Regions from separate parts of the Homo sapiens genome. Here region 1 is linked to region 2. Evidence: read pairs that join two places in POLR2A ChIA-PET (ENCODE). Cell type or tissue: Panc1. All regions are shown on one strand. Each heading gives the region's core, and the rest is flanking DNA. Links, peaks and the distances in the headings are about the cores only.

The links. ChIA-PET counts read pairs that join two places held together with the same protein. Peaks named below come from ENCODE experiments on the same cell type or tissue, not always from the same donor. Only the 100,000 strongest peaks of a DNase experiment are listed, where the experiment ranks them.
Region 1: POLR2A ChIA-PET joins it to region 2 with 11 read pairs; 3 of 35 experiments call an interaction of 5 or more read pairs at or near these places.

What each region holds. Positions count from the first base shown.
Region 1 is chr3:177,391,598-177,401,759 of GRCh38, reverse strand. No RefSeq gene overlaps it. Among named protein-coding and RNA genes, the nearest start is that of LINC00578, 45 kb to the left of the region's middle. In Panc1, for the core only: no CTCF peak of the experiment used is centred there; no DNase peak of the experiment used is centred there; H3K27ac peaks cover 3,275 bases.
Region 2 is chr3:177,170,672-177,180,833 of GRCh38, reverse strand. The region is part of intron 1 of TBL1XR1 (TBL1X/Y related 1); the gene reads left to right. Among named protein-coding and RNA genes, the nearest start is that of TBL1XR1, 22 kb to the left of the region's middle. In Panc1, for the core only: no CTCF peak of the experiment used is centred there; no DNase peak of the experiment used is centred there; H3K27ac peaks cover 1,785 bases.

The DNA of each region.
Region 1 (10,162 bases), core at 926-8,925, 220 kb before region 2:
AACAGAATAAAAAAACATATTTAACCAACAGGTATCAATCTTCTGTCATCTCCAAGCATTGTGCTAGGTACCCTACAAAAATTCTCTCATTTTCTGAGAGAATGCTTACTATTTTCACTATTTTATAGATGAGGAAACTCAGTCTTAAAGGTCAACATAGCAGGTTACACAGCTGGTAAAGCAGGAAAAGCAGGATCTGAATCCAGTTCTATCTTATTCAAAGACTCTTCCCATAATAGCATTCTGTCTTTCTATGGATGATGAATTTAAAAGAATAACAGTATATACTATGTTCTTAAATAACAACAAAAGTTCTTCATATAGCCTGGACTGGTGTCACCAAGCTGAGAGACCCATGATACGTACAAGGCCATTGCAGTACATGGCAACTCCAAGTATCTTTGACTGTTTATGGGTGATAGAATTTAGGGGGAAAATAATGTGAAGCTCTGGAGCTCTAAGATTAAGTCTGGACAGAGTCACTACACTTTAGCTCACCTCTGAGTCAAACACCTAATATCCCAGGGGTAGTGATACAGAAAAGAAGAGCCAGGGACATAACTTGCAAAGAAAAAATTCAGTGAGAATGAGAGGTGGAGGCCATGCTGCAACAGGCTGAGCGTCAAACAGTGCGAGAATCAAGACTAAAATTTTTATCAGATAACAAGTCAAGGTAAATAAGATTTAGGCTCAGACCCCAGAAAGCAAGGCTGGTAGGAACAAGGGAAGAACTGCCCCCCAAACCACAGATAACCTGAGGGGCTAACAGAGCCTGCTCCCTTTTTTTGAGTGTCAGTGCCTTATATAAAAACAGAAATCCAACAGCAACATTAGCTACTCTGAAACAAAGAATTAAGAGATAAAAAAACAAGTAAGTCAAAGAAGAACTATAAATATTCATATGTGGCCAGGTGGTGTGGCCGGCAGTGGCTCACACCTGTAATCCCAGCACTTTGGGAGGCCAAGGAGGGTGGATCGCCTAAGGTTGGGAGTTTGAGACTAGCCTGATCAACAGGAGAAACCTGGTCTCTACTAAAAATACAAAATTAGCCGGGCTTGGATGCACATGCCTGTATTCCCAGCTACTCAGGAGGCTGAGGCAGGAGAATCGCTTGAATCCGGGAGGCGGAGGTTTCGGCGAGCCGAGATCGCACCATTGCACTCCAGCCTGGGCAACAAGAGCAAAACTCCATCTCAAAAAAAAAAAAAAAAAAAAAAAAAGTCATATGTGTGGCCAGGCATGGTGGTTCGTGCCTGTTATCCCAGCACTTTGGGAGGCCAAAGTGGGCGGATCACCTGAGGTCACAAGTTTGAGACCAGCCTGGCCAACATGGAGAAACCCCGTCTCTACTAAAAACATGAAAATTAGCTGGGTGTGGTGGTGGATGCCTGTAATCCCAGCTACTTGGGAGGCTGAGGAAAGATAATCTCTTGAACCTGGAAGGCAGAGGTTGCAGTGAGCTGAGATCACTCCATTGCACTCCAGCGTGGGTGACGAGAGTGAAATTCTGTCTCAAGAAATAATAATAGTAATAATAATAAATATTCATATGTGAATATAAATAACATTTTTAATGTGAAAAAGAAATTTTTAAGTAAAGATAGCTACTACAAGAACATGCTTTCTTTTCCTGCCTTAGTTTGTAACCAACTGAGAGCTCAACCCTGGAGTCAGTGAGAAAATGAACATTATCACTGATAAAGCAGGTATTAGAGATTATAGCTTCAGCAATACTCTTAAGTTATTAAGTCAGCAATGGCCGTGGACCTGCTAATACTGTACTTCAAAAGTTGACTTTCTTGATTACAGGCAGTACTCAACTTCCAGGCCTTTACCTTGGGGGAAGAGGTGTGCCCTATAAAATGTAAGGATCAGAGGATATGTGCTATTTTCAGGAAGGGGGCAGATTCGAGAAGGGTTAAAGGGTCTGTTTCTGTTCCCAAAGTCACCACTCAGGTAAGTGGGTGGTCCAGTGAGAGTCCAGGGGTGTCACTAGAGCAGAGGTCCCCCAACATGGAAAATATGAAGACTAGAATATAAATGTTTTTACAATACTAAGCACATCACCAAGGCATAATCTATTTTAAAAAAAGAAATACGTGTCTAGATAAAAAATGTAAATGTCTACCTGTGAAGAAAAAATATATATACAGTTGATTCTCATTATTCACATTAGTCATGTGTGAACACTGAATTGGTGATATTGAACCATTGCTCCCAGGAAAATAGAGGGCTGGGTTCCTGCAAGCCTCAGATCCCAACTTTTTTTTTTTTTTTTTTTTGAGACGGAGTCTCACTCTGTCGCCTAGGCTGGAGTGCAGTGGTGCAATCTTGGCTCACTGCAAGCTCTGCCTCCTGGGTTCACTCCATTCTCCTGCCTCAGCCTCCCGAGTAGCTGGGACTACAGGCGCCCACCACCACACCTGACTAATTTTTTGTATTTTTAATAGAGACGGGGTTTCACCGTGTTAGCCAGGATGATCTCGATCTCCTGACCTCGTGATCGGCCCACCTCGGCCTCCCAAAGTGCTGGGATTACAAGTGTGAGCCACCATACCCGGCCGGATCCCAACATTTTAATCAACCAATTGATACTTAACTTTGTTTTATGTGTGCTTCTGTCTAAAGACACCTTATTTATTACATGTTGTTGATTCACTAACATTTAACTAATGACCAACAGCACAATAATGCATGCCTGAATGAAGCTTATCTAACACAAGGCTCATCACAGCCTTCTCGAGCTTGGGAACACAAGACATCGCTTCAGCACTATGCTTAGGGGCTATTTGAAACAATGAAAGCACCAACAAAAAGCACAAACGTGGAAAATGTGGCACTAAACAGACGAGGAAAAAAAGCCCCATGTTTCCCATATGACAGATTAAACAGGAAGGTAAAGCAACCTTGTTCTGCTTCATCTGGGAACACGCATGTCAAGCAACACACATTTTTTACAGCTCTGTGCATGTCCACACATAACCAAAAAGTGCAACAAATATTGATATAGAGTTAGAAATAAATTTTGGTGAGTAAATTCGCAAATACAGAATTCATAAATAATGAGGATCAACTGCACACACACAAATATACATAAATATTTCAAAGGCAAATGATAAAATAAGAAAAATTCCTTCACATAAGTCAGATAAAAGATTAATTCATTATGACGTAAGAAGATATTGTAATTGAAAAGAAAAGACGAATATCCCATGCTATGGGTTAGATACGGTTTGTTTGGCCCCGCCAAGTCTTATGTTGAAATGTGATCCCCAGTGTTGGAGGTGGGGCCTCATGGGAAATGCTTGGGTCACAGGAACAGATCCCTCATGAACGTCCTGGTGCTGTCCTCACGGAAATGAACTCTCACTCTCTTAGTTCCATCCAGAACTGGTTTGTAAAAAGAGCCTGACACCTCCCTCCCCTCTCTCCTGCTTCTGCTCTCCCCTGTGACCTCTGCACACTCTAGCTCCCCTTTCCCTTCGGCCATGAGTGGAAGCAGCCTGAGGCCCTTGCCAGAAGCAAATACTGGTGCCATGCTTTTTGTACAGCCCGCAGAACCTGAGCCAAATAAACCTCTTTTCTTTATGAATTACCCAGCCTCGGGTATTCCTTTATAGCAACACAAACAAAGACATCCCAGTAGAAAAAAAAAAAAAAAAGGCCAAAGGACTTATTCATGCAATTCATGCTTAAAGAAATACACATGCTTTCCAGAGAAAGAAAACTCTTTGCAACTTGTAAATGACACAACCTCCCTTTCTTCATATAAGCTCGTGCACTGAGGGTAGGAGCATAGCCAGGTATGACTATTCCAGAAAGCTATATGGCAAAGCTTTAGAAAAAATCATCTCATTTAACCAGTAATTCCAATTTTAATAGTAATCCTAAGGACATAATTTAGGGATATGTGCAAAGATATACAATATGTCCATTGATATTCTTTTGCATTTTTTTATAATAGTGAAGGGAGATGTAGGGAAACCTTGTATTTCTAAAAACAAAATAATTTGGGAGGCCAAGGCAGGCAGATCACCTGAGGTCAGGAGAAGTTCAAGATCAGCCTGGCCAACATGGTGCAACTTCGCCTCTACTAAAAATACAAAAATTAGCCAGACGCGGTGGTGCGTGCCTGTAGCCCCAGCTACTTGGGAGGCTAAGACAGGAGAATCACTTGAATCCGGGAGGTGGAGGTTGCAGTGAGCCAAGACCATGCCACTGCACTCTAGCCTGGGTGACAGAGAGAGACTCCGTCTCAAAAAATAAATAAATACATGCATACATACACTAGTTAAATAAATTACGATGTATTCCCAGAAATGAAATACCATACCTTTAAAATGATGTTAAATTATGCCTTGATATGATACAATATGCATACTTTTCTGTATGTAATTTAATTAATTTAAAAATACATATTATCATGGAGAATTGTTCACAATATCTTTATAAGTGGAAAAAAGTATAAAACAATATTCGTGGCATCAGCCCATTGTTGTGGGTCCACAAATATATTCACCAAAATGTTAAAAGTTACTGTCTTTTAGGGGAAGAAATACTGGCATTTCTTAAAAACTCTTGTCTTTATTTTCTAATTATTTCTACAATTACCATGTATAGCTTTCAAAACAAAAAACATTTCAACAAGAATGTCATATATCTGCAATGATCTTAACACTCTTGATTTTAAAAGAAAAGCTGATCCTTTCCTCAGTGCTTGCAAGATACGTAAGCAATTTTTACTGTCTCAAAGAATCAGTTGAGCTAAATAGATTAATTGGTTTGATAAGGAAAATGACCTTTTATGACTGGTTTATGAGAAATCGTGGCTCTCTTTGTATTTGCCTTTCCTGCCTTCAGACATATGCCCTGTTCCCTTTGATTTTAGCTGTGGAATCTCAGGCTGTAGGCTGAGCTTCACACACATGGGATAACACGTGTGTATGATTACATGATAAGTGGGATTTTCCTGCTCTATGTGCAGAGCGTAATACAATCTAGCAGTTCATTGTGCTATGGGGCTTTTGTCATTTTGCAGTGTGCTGTTGGCAGCTCTTCACTACAAGGTTTTCGGTTTTGAAGGTGGGGTAATAAAAGATGTAGTCTTCTGCTCTCACCATATGGAGCTATTCTACAGAGTGTATGCCCTGCCATTTCACTAACTATTAATAAAGCCATGCTGCATTTTCCTCCATGCTGTTAGAGCCTCTTTAAAAGAGGGTGTCAGGCCGGGCGCGGTGGCTCACACCTGTAATCCCAGGATTTTGGGAGGCCAAGGCGAGCAGATCACGAGGTCAGGAGTTCGAGACCAGCCTGACCACATGGTGAAACCCCGTTTCTACTAAAAATACAAGAATTAGCTGGGTGTGGTGGTGCGCGCCTGTAGTTCCAGCTACTCAGGAGGCTGAGGCAGGAGAATCGCTTGAACCCGGGAGGCAGAGGTTGCAGTGAGCCGAGATTGTGTCATTGCACTCTAACCTGGGTGACAGAGCGAGACTCCATCTCAAAAAATAATAATAAAATAAATAAAAGATGGTGTCTAGGTTTTTATGCAAGTATTCTGAGTTCCAAAGCTTCTCCTGTGCATCAACCTTGCTGGGCATAATCTATACCTTAATTTTAAAATCTAGAGTAATCTATTTTTTATGTCAGTGTAATTAGCCCTCCATATCCACTGGTTTTGTGTCCACAGATTTAACCAACTATAGATGGAAAATACTTGAAAAAAATAAAAAATAAGAATATAACAAAAAATACATACTTTAGAAACAATACAGTATAACAATTACTTGCATAGCATTTACATTGTATTAGATATTATACCTAACCTAGAGATTATTTAATGTCTGTGAGAGTGTGAGCATAGGTTATATCAAATACTACATCATTTTATGTAAACATTCTCGGAGTTTAGTATGGTTTGGGGGGGCTCTGAAACCAATCCTCCCCCATACTAAGGGACAACTGTATATCCTTTTAGGATATGGCTTCAGATGATCTATATAACAATGGATAATGCTTCATCAACAAAAATTTATTGAGCAGGTCTTGTGATCACTACATACTGTGAGCTAGGCATTAGGGACAGCCTTGTCATCTTTGCCCTGGAGGAACATCTTATTCAAAGGGGAGCTCACGATCTTCCTGGGTTAGTGTCTTCTCCATGCAGGCACTCTATCTTCCATGTTTACCTTCCAGGCTGCATATTTCTTTCTGTTGAGACACTGAGAACTTACCTCTGAGTTTTCAGGGTTAAGGTTTATCAGAATAAATACACTCAGATCTGCCTGGCTGTCACATGCAAGTAGCACTTGGGCATTTTTCTAGACTCTCTTGAGTCCAAACTCTCACGCTCTAAGGACATTTCAGACCCTGGGTGTGCTCTCCTCCTCAAGATGCCTAAAAACGTGCTGGATGCTGAGTGTATTCATTATCACCACACAGAAAGAGGCTGAGAAATTTTCTCTCCAACCAAATACTAGCAGGTGGCGTGTATACCCAGATCTGGAAGAGTTAGTATTTTTATAATTCATTTGGTGGCTGGGAGATGGCTACAATGTGATATGTTGTTGAAAAAAAATGTATAACAGGGCGCAGTGACTCACGCCTGTAATCCCAACACTTTGGGAGCCCGAGGCAGGCGGATCACCTGAGGTCAGGAGTTCAAGACCAGCCTGGCCAATATAGTGAAACCCTGTATCTACTGAAAATACAAAAAAATTAGCCTGGCGTGGTGGCGCACACCTGTAATCCCAGCTACTCAGGAGGCTGAGGCAAGAGAATTCCTTGAACCCGGGAGATGGAGGTTGCAGTGAGTCGAGATTGCGCCACTGCACTCCAGCCTGGATGACAGAGCAAGACTCTGTCTCAATAAAAAGGAAGGAAGGAAGGAAGGAAGGGAGGGAAGGAGGGAGGGAAGGAAAGAAGTGGGGAGGGGAATGAGGGGAGGGGAGGGAGGGAGGGAGGGAAATGTATAGAGAAGGAGCAGTATTGAAAAAGAAAAAAAGCCCAGCGTGAGCGACGCAGAAGACGGGTGATTTCTGCATTTCCATCTGAGGTACCGGGTTCATCTCACTAGGGAGTACCAGACAGTGGGCGCAGGCCAGTGGGTGCGCGCACCGTGCGCGAGCCGAAGCAGGGCGAGGCATTGCCTCACCTGGGAAGCGCAAGGGGTCAGGGAGTTCCCTTTCCGAGTCAAAGAAAGGGGTGAGGGACGCACCTGGAAAATCGGGTCACTCCCACCCGAATATTGCGCTTTTCAGACCGGCTTAAAAAACAGCGCACCACGAGACTATATGCCACACCTGGCTCGGAGGGTCCTACACCCACGGAGTCTCGCTGATTGCTAGCACAGCAGTCTGAGATCAAACTGCAAGGCGGCAGCGAGGCTGGAGGAGGGGCGCCCGCCATTGCCCAGGCTTGCTTAGGTAAACAAAGCAGCCAGGAAGCTCCAACTGGGTGGAGCCCACCACAGCTCAAGGAGGCCTGCCTGCCTCTGTAGGCTCCACCTCTGGGGGCAGGGCACAGACAAACAAAAAGACAGCAGTAACCTCTGCAGACTTAAATGTCCCTGTCTGACAGCTTTGAAGAGAGCAGTGGTTCTCCCAGCACGCAGCTGGAGATCTGAGAACGGGCAGACTGCCTCAAGTGGGTCCCTGACACCTGACCCCCGAGCAGCCTAACTGGGAGGCACCCCCCAGCAGGGGCACTCTGACACCTCACACGGCAGGGTATTCCAACAGACCTGCAGCTGAGGGTCCTGTCTGTTAGAAGGAAAACTAACAAACAGAAAGGACATCCACACCGAAAACCCATCTGTACATCACCATCATCAAAGACCAAAAGTAGATAAAACCACAAAGATGGGGAAAAAACAGAACAGAAAAACTGGAAACTCTAAAATACAGAGCGCCTCTCCTCCTCCAAAGGAACGCAGTTCCTCACCAGCAACGGAACAAAGCTGGATGGAGAATGACTTTGACGAGCTGAGAGAAGAAGGCTTCAGACGATCAAATTACTCTGAGCTACGGGAGGACATTCAAACCAAAGGCAAAGAAGTTGAAAACTTTGAAAAAAATTTAGAAGAATGTATAACTAGAATAACCAATACAGAGAAGTGCTTAAAGGAGCTGATGGAGCTGAAAACCAAGGCTCGAGAACTACGTGAAGAATGCAGAAGCCTCAGGAGCCGATGCGATCAACTGGAAGAAAGGGTATCAGCAATGGAAGATGAAATGAATGAAATGAAGCGAGAAGGGAAGTTTAGAGAAAAAGAATAAAAAGAAATGAGCAAAGCCTCCAAGAAATATGGGACTATGTGAAAAAGACCAAATCTACGTCTGATTGGTGTACCTGAAAGTGATGCGGAGAATGGAACCAAGTTGGAAAACACTCTGCAGGATATTATCCAGGAGAACTTCCCCAATCTAGCAAGGCAGGCCAACGTTCAGATTCCGGAAATACAGAGAACGCCACAAAGATACTCCTCGAGAAGAGCAACTCCAAGACACATAATTGTCAGATTCACCAAAGTTGAAATGAAGGAAAAAATGTTAAGGGCAGCCAGAGAGAAAGGTCGGGTTACCCTCAAAGGGAAGCCCATCAGACTAACAGCGGATCTCTCGGCAGAAACCCTACAAGCCAGAAGAGAGTGGGGGCCAATATTCAACATTCTTAAAGAAAAGAATTTTCAACCCAGAATTTCATATCCACCCAAAATAAGCTTCGTAAGTGAAGGAGAAATCAAATACTTTACAGACAAGCAAATGCTGAGAGATTTTGTCACCACCAGGCCTGCCCTAAAAGAGCTCCTGAAGGAAGCGCTAAACATGGAAAGGAACAACCGGTACCAGCCGCTGCAAAATCATGCCAAAATGTAAAGACCATCGAGACTAGGAAGAAACTGCATCAACTAACGAGCAAAATCACCAGCTAACATCATAATGACAGGATCAAATTCACACATAACAATATTAACTTTAAGTGTAAATGGACTAAATGCTCCAGTTAAAAGACACAGACTGGCAAATTGGATAAAGAGTCAAGACCCATCAGTGTGCTGTATTCAGGAAACCCATCTCACGTACAGAGACACACATAGGCTCAAAATAAAAGGATGGAGGAAGATCTACCAAGCAAATGGAAAACAAAAAAAGGCAGGGGTTGCAATCCTAGTCTCTGATAAAACAGACTTTAAACCAACAAAGATCAAAAGAGACAAAGAAGGCCATTACATAATGGTAAAGGGATCAATTCAACAAGAGGAGCTAACTATCCTAAATATATATGCACCCAATACAGGAGCACCCAGATTCATAAAGCAAGTCCTGAGTGACCTACAAAGAGACTTAGACTCCCACACATTAATAATGGGAGACTTTAACACCCCACTGTCAACATTAGACAGATCAACGAGACAGAAAGTCAACAAGGATACCCAGGAATTGAACTCAGCTCTGCACCAAGTGGACCTAATAGACATCTACAGAACTCTCCACCCCAAATCAACAGAATATACATTTTTTTCAGCACCACACCACACCTATTCCAAAATTGACCACATAGTTGGAAGTAAAGCTCTCCTCAGCAAATGTAAAAGAACAGAAATTATAACAAACTATCTCTCAGACCACAGTGCAATCAAACTAGAACTCAGGATTAAGAATCTCACTCAAAGCCGCTCAACTACATGGAAACTGAACAACCTGCTCCTGAATGACTACTGGGTACATAACGAAATGAAGGCAGAAATAAAGATGTTCTTTGAAACCAACGAGAACAAAGACACAACATACCAGAATCTCTGGGACGCATTCAAAGCAGTGTGTAGAGGGAAATTTATAGCACTAAATGCCCACAAGAGAAAGCAGGAAAGATCCAAAATTGACACCCTAACATCACAATTAAAAGAACTAGAGAAGCAAGAGCAAACACATTCAAAAGCTAGCAGAAGGCAAGAAATAACTAAAATCAGAGCAGAACTGATGGAAATAGAGACACAAAAAACCCTTCAAAAAATCAATGAATCCAGGAGCTGGTTTTTTGAAAGGATCAACAAAATTGATAGACCGCTAGCAAGACTAATAAAGAAAAAAAGAGAGAAGAATCAAATAGACACAATAAAAAATGATAAAGGGGATATCACCACCAATCCCACAGAAA
Region 2 (10,162 bases), core at 1,365-9,364:
ACCCAGGAGGCAGAGGTTGCAGGGAGCTGAGATCATGTCATTGCACTCCAGCCTGGGTGACAAGAGCAAATCTCCGTCTCAAAAAAAAAAAAATTCCAGGGTAATCTGAGATCTTGGTATTTAGAGACATTTGGTTGGGATGAGGGGTCTTGGTAGATTTGATTCTGTTATCATTTGGAACCTTCCAAAGTAGAGGATGACGCATTTGTTTTTGAGCTACTTTCTAGAAACCAGAATTTACTGTCAGAGAATATAGGATTTTCGGTTTTAAAACTTTGAACTTAAAATGATTGCAACAGTATTTTAGTGATATTCTAAAAAATATTTAAAAATAAAAGTTTAAAAAAGTCGTCAGCAGATTAAAAAAACTCCAAGGAGAGTAATATTTAAATGAGTAACATTTTTGTTTTCCTCTGAATGTTGTTAAAACAGACAAGGTACTATTAAATGGGGGGGGGGGGAATGAACGTATTTATGGGCTTTTCCCTTTTTTACCCTTTGTTTACTTGTCTGTAGATTAAAGTAGGTACTTTAATCTTTTGTATCTCTGGGCTCTGTTTCTTGTAGTGGGTATGCTTTTTTTTTTTTTTTTTTTTTTGAGACGGAGTCTTGCTCCGTCACCAGGCTGGAGTGCAGTGACACGATCTCAGCTCACTGCAACCCACGCCTCCCGGATTCAGGCAATTCTCCTGCCCCAGCCTCCCAAGTAGCTGGGATTACAGGCACGTGCCACCATGCCTGGCTAATTTTTTGTATTTTAGTAGAGATAGGGTTTCACCATGTTGGCCAGGATGGTCTCGATCTCCTGACCTCATGATTGCCTGCCTTGGCCTCCCAAAGTGCTGGGATTACAGGCATGAGCGACTGCACCCAGCCTGTAGTGGGTATGTTTTTTAATTTGTTGCTTCTCTACTTGGTTTGTTCCCTTTTTTGTGTCAGATATGCTGGTGAATCTAGCTGCCTCATTTTATCTAGCCTCATTTGCCTTTCTTGCGTTTTCTTCCAGATGATTCATGTGTATTTTGCTAGTAGATATATCGGTTGGTTGGCTCCTTTGTTCTGACAAATCAACATAGAAGTGACTTGTTACAAGTGAGAACTGGTAATGACAGGAACCATAACAGCATGCTAATGGTCTTTGATAAATATGGTGAATGCACATGGTAGAATTTAAAGGTCTTGGTTTGAAGCCCTCCCAAGAGTAGTTGCAACTTTGAGGTTGGGTTTAGGAATAACTTCTGCAACCTTTAGCTTCACTCCTGGGAGAAACTTTGGATACATTTTACCTGCCTCTCTTGAGCTTCAGTTCCCATATTTGCAAAATGCCATGACTTATCTCTTAAGAATTTAGTTAGAATAAAACAGATACCGTAAGTTAAAAGAATACTTGGTTGTGCTCCAGCGTGTGTCTGTATCCGGAATAGGCTCATATGTAATTGGTAAATACGAGAATTATGTCAGTACAACAAGGAGATTGCTCTGGTTCATACGTGATTTTCCCCAGCATATTCATGTTTTGCATCAGGTAACAATAGTCGAGCTCAAAGTACACTAAGAGCTGAATGAAACAAGCCATGGTGGCCACTTGTGAATTCTTCCTGTTGGCCTAGTTTGGCCATGTTTTTAGTCTTTGAAGTTTTTGGAGGGGGTTGTTGTGCGATTCTCCCCCATCTCTTCACAGCCCCAAGTATCTTTTTTTTTTTTTTTTTTTTTTTTGAGACGTAGTTTCGCTCTTGTTGCCCAGGCTGGAGTGCAATGGCGTGATCTTGGCTCACTGCAATTGCCACCTCCCGGCTTCAAGCAATTCTCTTGCCTCCGCCTCCCGAGTAGGTGGGATTACAGGCACCCGCCACCACACCCGGCTAATTTTTGTATTTTTAGTAGAACGGGGTTTCACCGTGTTAGCCAGGATGGTCTCGATCTCCTGATCTCAGGTGATCCACCAGCCTCGGCCTCCCAAAGTGCTGGGGTTACAGGCGTGAACCACTGCGCCTGACTGATAATCAGGTTATAAAAGAAAAGAAACCACAGCAGTTCCATGGGTGAAGAATATTTATACCCTACCCAGTTTGATCCTGGAACCTTTTCCACAACTTGTCTTAAAATATGGTCCCATCTCCTTTATTTTTCCAATAGATCGCTGGATTCCTGTATAATTAGGGCTTCTCCATGTTGGTCAAGCTGGTCTCGAACTCCTGACCTCAGGTGATCCGCCTGCCTGGGCATCCCAAAGTGCTGGAATTACCTGCTTAGTGTGCTTCCTTCACCTGAAAGTTGTATCTTTATTAGGAACTTAATATTAAACATTTTTATTTGTATTTTTATTCACATTGCCTTTGTTAATATTTTGGTTACAAAGTGGCATAGGGATGGTCTTCCTTTTTTTTTCTCATAAAGTGCTTGTTACTTTTAGCATGTGACTGTGTAAAGTCAAGTTTTCCGGGAATGCTTATATTGTTTTATAGAGTGCACAGAAGAAACATTTATACTTATTTTTAAAATCTGGTACTATATTAGATGCCCAGTAAATGTCATTTTCTTCTCTTTCCCCTTCCTTTAAGGGTTTTTGATCACACTCAGTATAAAGTTCAAACATCTTAGCCTATGAGGGTCCCTCCTCCCCAAACTCTGCTGTGCGATCTGGCCCCTGGCCACCTCACAAACCTTATCTTGTTTCACCTTGTTCACCGTGCCCAGCCATTCCAGCTCCACACCCACTGAACAAGCTTATTCCTGTCTCAGCGTCTTAATTACTTTGTTCTTTGCCTCATACTCTGCCCTGAGATTGTTATATAGCTGATTCTTTTATGTCATTCCCTCTCAGTTCCAATGCCAACACCTCAGAGAGGTTACACTGAAATTACTGCCCACCCGCGGCAGTTTTCAGCCATCAGACCCTTATTCTCCACGTTGCAGTTTTGTCTCTCTGAAGTAACTTTGATCATTGTTTTTTTTTTTAAACGTCCCTCCAGAATTTAAACTGCATGAGAACAGGGAGGGGCTCTATTTTATGTGTCATTCTGTCTGCAGCTACCTAGAACAGGACCTAGCAGGTTCGTAATAAATAGTTGAGTGGATTGTTGTCTTAGGTATGTTTTCATGATTAGCTGGTAGTCTTAAATTGGTTCATCCTTATAATTAGAGTACTGGAAATAATTTATTAAAAGGTTAGCATTTAGGGGAGGGTCAGAAGAGGTTTTACTAAATGTTGAAATTTGGAAGCCCAGGGACATATGTGAGTGCCATACTTAAAGATGGCAATCGAGTCAAATAATAGAAAAAACGGGTAAATGGATAATTGATGGACCAATCTGAAAATGTGCTTTGTACTGATGATAATCATAAATGAGAAGTTAATGTTTTATTTTTATTTTTATTTTTTTTGAGATGGAGTCTTGCTCTGTCGCCTAGGCTGGAGTGCAGTGGCGCAATCTCGGTTCACTGCAACCTCTGCCTCCTGGGTTCGAGTGATTCTCCTTCTTCAGCCTCCTGAGTAGCTGGGATAACGGGCGCACGCCACCACACCCGGTTAATTTTTGTATTTTTAGTAGAGATGGGGTTTCACCGTGTTGGTCAGGCTGGTCTCGGACTCCTGACCTCGTGATCCGCCTGCTTTGGACTCCCAAAGTGCATGGGTCAGAACTCCTTTAGTTATATGATAGAAACTTCATGCAAACTTTTGGCTTAAGTTAAAAAGGGTATTCATTGGCATTGGCATATGGAATCCAAAAGTGGACTGATTGATTGGGAAGAGCATTGAGTCAGCTGGGATTTAGGAGCAACCGGAACCAGACCCATTTGGATGCTACCAGTAATCTCTGTCAACAGCCCTGCTATTTTCCTTTTTCAAAAAATTGAGATGGCTTCCCTTTGTTGCCCAAGCTGGAGTAAAGTGGTGCGATCACTGCCTCCTGCAGCCTTGACCTCCTGGGCTCAAGGAATCCTCCCACCTCAGCCTCGTCAGTAGCTGGGACTACAGACGTGCCCCACCATAGCCAGCTAATTTTTAAATTTCTTTTTTGAGACAGAGTTTTTCTTCTGCCCAGGCTGGAGTGCAGTGGCGCAATCTTGGCTCACTGCAACCTCTGCCTCCCGTGTTCAAGTGACTTTGCTGCCTCAGCCTCCTGAATAGGTGGGATTACAGGCATGCGCCATCACGCCTGGCTAATTTTTTGTGTTTTTAATAGAGATGAGGGTTTCTCCATGTTGGCCGGGCTGGTCTCGAACTCCTGACCTCAGGTGATTCACCTGCCTTGGCCTCCCAAAGTGCTGGGATTACAGGTGTGAGCCAGCTTGCCCAGCCATAATCAAACATTTAAATAATATTAGCATTTAAGAAAATTAACCAGTGGCTCACACATGTATTCCCAGTACTTTGGGAGGCCGAGGTGGGTGGATCATCTGAGGTCAGGAGTTCGAGACCAGCCTGGCCAACATGGTGAAATTCCGTCTCTATTAAAAATACAAAAATTAGCCAGGCATGGTGGCGCAAGCCTGTAATCGCAGCTACTCGGGAGGCTGAGGCAGGAGAATCGCTTGAGCCCAGGGGGCGGAGGTGTTGCAGTGAGCCGAGATCGCACCACTGCATTCCAGCCTGGGCGACAGAGCCAGACTCCATCTCAAAAACAAAAAACAAGAAAATTAACAAGTTACATATTCTGAACAACTTATTATTTTATTGATTTTTATTTATTTTACTTTTTAAATTTTCCCCCAGATATCAGTGCTGCAAATTTATTTATTTGTTTATTTTAATTAATTTTTTTTTTTTTTTAGAGACAGAGTCTCGCTCTGTTGCCCAGGCTGGAGTGCAGTGGCGCTATGTGGGCTCACTGCAAGCTCTGTCTCCTGGGTTCACCCGCCATTCTCCTGCCTCAGCCTCCTGAGTAGCTGGGACTACAGGCGCCCACCACCACGCCCGGCTAATTTTTGTATTTTTAGTAGAGATGGGGTTTCACCGTGTTAGTCAGGATGGTCTCGATCTCCTGACCTCGAGATCCGCACGCCTCGGCCTCCCAAAGTGCTAGGATTACAGGCATGAGCCACCGCGCCTGGCCTGAATAACTTATTATTTTAATGCTTCATTAGGTCACCAAAATAAGTAAATGGGTTGCCATGTAGAATAAGCCTTTTGTGACTTAAGATATTTGTTTCTGGATTTCAGTTGCTTCATCCTTAACACGTTATGTTGAATCTCTGAGAGGTTTTTTCTGGACCTAATGTTCTTTAACCCTATGATTGCATATATAATTTAAAAAATTAAGTGTGTTCACCCAAATTACAGGGAGTGTGTACAATACTGATCTCTGCCTGCACTGGTTTTTCTTAAAACATTTGCGTTTTCCAGGCACGTTCTCAATTTTGAATACATTAGTCTCAAAATATTTTTTAGATATCTGAAGAGGAAACTTCTATTTTATTCATTAAACTTGTGAGTTCAGGTGCATTTGTTACATTCTGTTTCATGGAAGAGAGAATTAAAATAATATCACCAAACACATTTTTGAGAATGATTTTTTTTCCTTTAATATCTTTATTTTCATGGTATGATTCCTGAATGTCAAAGCCAATTCTTCAGCAGCTAAGCTTTTATTTTGCTTTGTCTTGGAAATTGTGTACTAAAACTGTGTTTGTTAAGTAGTACAATACAATGTTATTCACATTTATAATCTTCTAAATACTAAAATAAGTTTCAGGAGCTGCTTATATTAAGTGCTAATTGAGAACCAGTGTACATTAAAATAATTTACCATAAAAAATAAGACATGAGAAGAAGGCAGGTGTCAGGGAATAAAGATGCCAAACAGTTTGGTCTTTTCTGGCAAACAGTTTTGTTTATGTCTAGCGTACAGTTTTTAAGTTGGTAAATGATGAGAAGGAGCTGGAAATTGGTAAGCAGGGCTCATATCATAAAGTGACTTCTTTGCTGTGCCTAAGGACATTCTTCTGACCGTAATAGGAACTAGTGAAGGATTTTAAACGGAACGGCAGGATTATGTTTCAACCTTGGATGTGTAGTGTGTGAAGGATGAGATGAGGATTTGGGAGGGAAGGGCCTTAGCTCTGGACAGGGGAGAAAGTTGAGCTGGTAGTAGTGTAATAGGTGTGAATGACACCAGTAATTCTTGGAGTATTGCAAACTAGTTCATGTTTCTGAATTCTGCAAAAAATGCAATTGGAGATTCATAAGAGAGTGGTATTGAAAAGAGCTAAGCATCCGGGTCTCCTTTCTGGCTTGCTACTGCTCCTCTTTTTCTGGGGAACAGGAGTATGAAGATTGGGAGTTTGTTGGGATGGGGAATTAATTTGCTTCTGAATAGCTAATGGACAAAAGCTAAAGCAGGAGGGTGTGTTATGGGAAGTTGCTATTGAGAATGAGGAATCCTTTGTCATCATCATAACCTTTTTTTTTTTTTTTTTTTTTTGAGATGGAGTCTCGCTCTGTCACCCAGGCCGGAGTGCAGTGGCACTATCTCAGCTCACTGCAAGCTCTGCCTCCTGGGTTCACGCCATTCTTCTGCCTCAGCCTCCCCAGTAGCTGGGACTACAGGTGCTTGCCACTCCGGCCGGCTAATTTTTTTGTATTTTTACTACAGACGGGGTTTCACTGGTTAGCCAGGATGGTCTCCATTTCCTGACCTCGTGATCCGCCTTGGCCTCCAAAAGTGCTGGGAGTACAGGCGTGAGCCACCGCACCCGGCCTGTCATCATAATAACCTTAACCAAGGGATAAATAAATTAGATGCTTATTTGAGAATAGTCACGTGAAAAATCGATTGGTATAAGTAGTTCATGAAGTTGCTAGTGGGTGTAATTTTTGAATTTCGGATTAGTCCCTTTTTCATATATTTTGACAACACTTCTAAAGATTTTACATTAATATAAAAGTCATTAGAATTTCTTTGATAACATTGGAGTGTTAATCTGGATTAAATGTATAACTGATTATAATTTAAAAATATTAACTTTTGAAATAATTTTAGATTTACAGAAAGTTGCAAAGTTAGTACAAAGTTCCAGTGTACCCTCACACTGCTTCCTCAGTATTACAGTCTTACCTAACCATGGTGTATTTATCAAACCTAAGAAATGAACATTGGTATAATACTAAACTATAGGTTTTATTTGGATTTCTCCGGTTTTTTCCACGAATGTCTTTTTTTCTGTTCCAATAGCCAATCCAGGTTCTCATGTTGCATTTAGTTTTCTCCTTAGTCTCCTCTGACCTGTGACAGTTTCTCAGTCTTTCCCCTTTTTCATGACCTGGACAATTTTGAAGAGTACTGGTTTGTCTGATATTTGTAATGATTAGACTGAGGTTATGGGTACAATACCATAGAGTTGATGTGCCTGTCTCATCACATCATATCAAACAGGGGACACTTATTGGTATATTTTAATCTTGGTGATGTTAATCTTGTCTCTTGGTTAAGGTAATGTGTGCCAAGTTCCTTCGCTCTGAAATTACTGTTTTTCGCTTCTCAACCTGCTCATTAGAAGTGAGTCTACTAATCTAGCCCTCATGCAAGGCAAAGGGATGTTAAGTTCTACGTACTAGAGGGAAAAGCATGGAAAATTTGTGGACATATGTTAAAATCACCACGGTAATTAAGAAATATGGTGTTTTGTTTTGTTTTGTTTTGTTTGAGATGGAGTTTTGCTCTTGTTTCCCAGGCTGGAGTGCAGTGGCACGATCTCGGCTCACTGCAGCCCCCGCCTCCCAGGTTCAAGCGATTCTCCTGCCTCAGACTGCGGAGTAGCTGGGATTACAGGCATGCATCACCACGCCCGGCTAATTTTGTATTTTTTGTTTGTTTGTGTTTAGTAGATACGAGGTTTCTCCTTGTTGTTCAGGCTGGTCTTGAACTCCTGACCTCAGGTGATCTGCCCTTCTTGGCCTCCCAAAGTGCTGGGATTACAGGCATGAGCCACCGCGCCTGGCCAAAGAAATATGTTAAAACCACTGTGGTAATTAAGAAATACTTTGGGGAGATGCTTTGAGGCTGTGCAGATAGCCATTTTTTTCCTTGAAAGTTTTGTCCAATAATTTTAGCATTCATCAGTGGATCTCATCTGGAGCAATACTTACTATGGCTTGGCTTGGCTTGGCTCGGCTTGGCTCTTCTCTTCCCTCTCCTCCCCTCCCCTCTCCCCTCCCCTCCCCTCCCTTCTCTCTCTCTCTCTTTCTCTCTCTCTCTCTTCTCTCTTTCTTGAGATGAGGGTCTTGCCTTGTCACTCAGGCAGGAGTGTAGTGGTACGATTATGGCTCACTAACCTTCCGATCCTGGGCTCATGCGATCCTCCTGCCTTGGCCTCCCAAAATGCTGGGATTAGAGGCATGAGCCACTGCATCTGGCCGATGACTGTGGTTTTCTAATGGTGTGATTTTTCTAGTTCCCTTATTCCTTTTTACATGCATTAATTGGGTTTTTTTTCTTTACAGGAGATTTGTTCCTTTTCTCCTGTATATTTACTTATTTATTCACTCATTCCATGACTTATGTCAGTGTGGACTTGTGGATATTTTTGTTCTTTGGGTTATAAGGGTTATAATTTTTTTTTTTTTTTTTTTGAGGTGGGAGTTTTGCTTTGTCTCCCGAGCTGGAGCGCAGTGGCGCAATCTTGGCTCACTGCAGCCTCTGCCTCCCGGGTTCAAGTGATTTTCCTGCTTCAGCCTCCCAAGTAGTTGGGATTACAGGTGCGTGCCACCATGCCCAGCTAATTTTTTGTATTTTTAGTAGAGACGGGGTTTCACCATGTTAGCCAGGATGGTCTCAATCTCCTGACCTATCCGCCTGCCTTGGCCTCCCAAAGTGCTGGGATTACAGGCGTGAGCCACCGCATCTGGCCATTCTTTGGGTTATAATTTAATGTTACCACTACTTGATTTGCTGCTACAGTTGTTCCACCTTTTGCCACTGGCACCTCTTTCAGGCTGGCCTCCTGTGCCCTTTCAACATGCTCTGTCCTTTGATTTTTTAAGCAGTTTCTTACTTTCTGACATAACAATTTGCTCCAAACTCTTCTGGTATTTTTCTTTTCTAGCCCTAGAGTCAGCCATTTCTCCAAAAAGCCCTGGATTTCTTTTTTCGGAATCACAGCAAACTTTTTTTTTTTTTTTTTTTTTTTTTGAGACGGAGTCTGGCTCTGTTGCCCAGGCTGGAGTGCAGTGGGGCGATCTTGGCTTACTGCAAGCTCCGCCTCCCGGGTTCACACCATTCTCCTGCCTCAGCCTCCCGAGTAGCTGGGACTACAGGCGCCCGCCACCACACCACACCTGGTTAATTTTTTTTTGTATTTTTAGTAGAGATGGGGTTTCACCGTGTTAGCCAGGATGGTCTCGATCTACTGATCTCGTGATCCACCTGCCTCGGCCTCCCAGAGTGCTAGGATTACAGGTGTGAGCCAGTGCGCCCGGCCAACAGCACACTTCTAATTCAGGAGGTAGTGTCTTCATATGGATTTTATGTGTGTATGTATGTATTTATTTATTGAGACAGAGTTTCACTCTTGTTGCTCAGGCTGTAGTGCAATGGTGCGATCTCAGCTCATTGCAACCTCTGCCTCCTGGGTCCAAGCAATTCTCCTGCCTCAGTCTCCCGAGTAGCTGGGATTACAGGCATGTGCCACCACACCTGGCTAATTTAGTATTTTGAGTAGAGATGGGGTTTCTCCATATTGGTCAGGTGTGTCTTAAACACCTGACCTCAGGTGATCCGCTCGCCTCGGCCTTCCAAAGTGCTGGGATTACAGGCGTGAGCCACCGCGCCTGGATTTTATAAGGTATCAGTATTGGCTTGAACGTGATTGTATAATAGTTTTTTCTTAAGGCTTTTGAACCACAGTTATTCACTCAGTGGGCTTCAAAAAGGTGTTTGCTACATGCCAGCATTGTTAGAACTGGGGATCCAGGGACAGGTAAGACATGATCATTGGCACGGTGGCTCATGCCTGCAATCCCAGCACTTTGGGAGGCTGAGGTGGGTGGATAGCTTGAGCTCAGGAGTTTGAGACCAGCTTGGGCAACATGGCGAGACCTCGTCTCAACAAAAAATACAAAAACTAGCTGGGCATGGTGGTGCATGCCTGTATTCCCAGGTACTTGGTGGGCAGAGGCAGGAAGATTGCTTGAGCTGGGGAAGTGGAGACTGCAGTGAGTGAC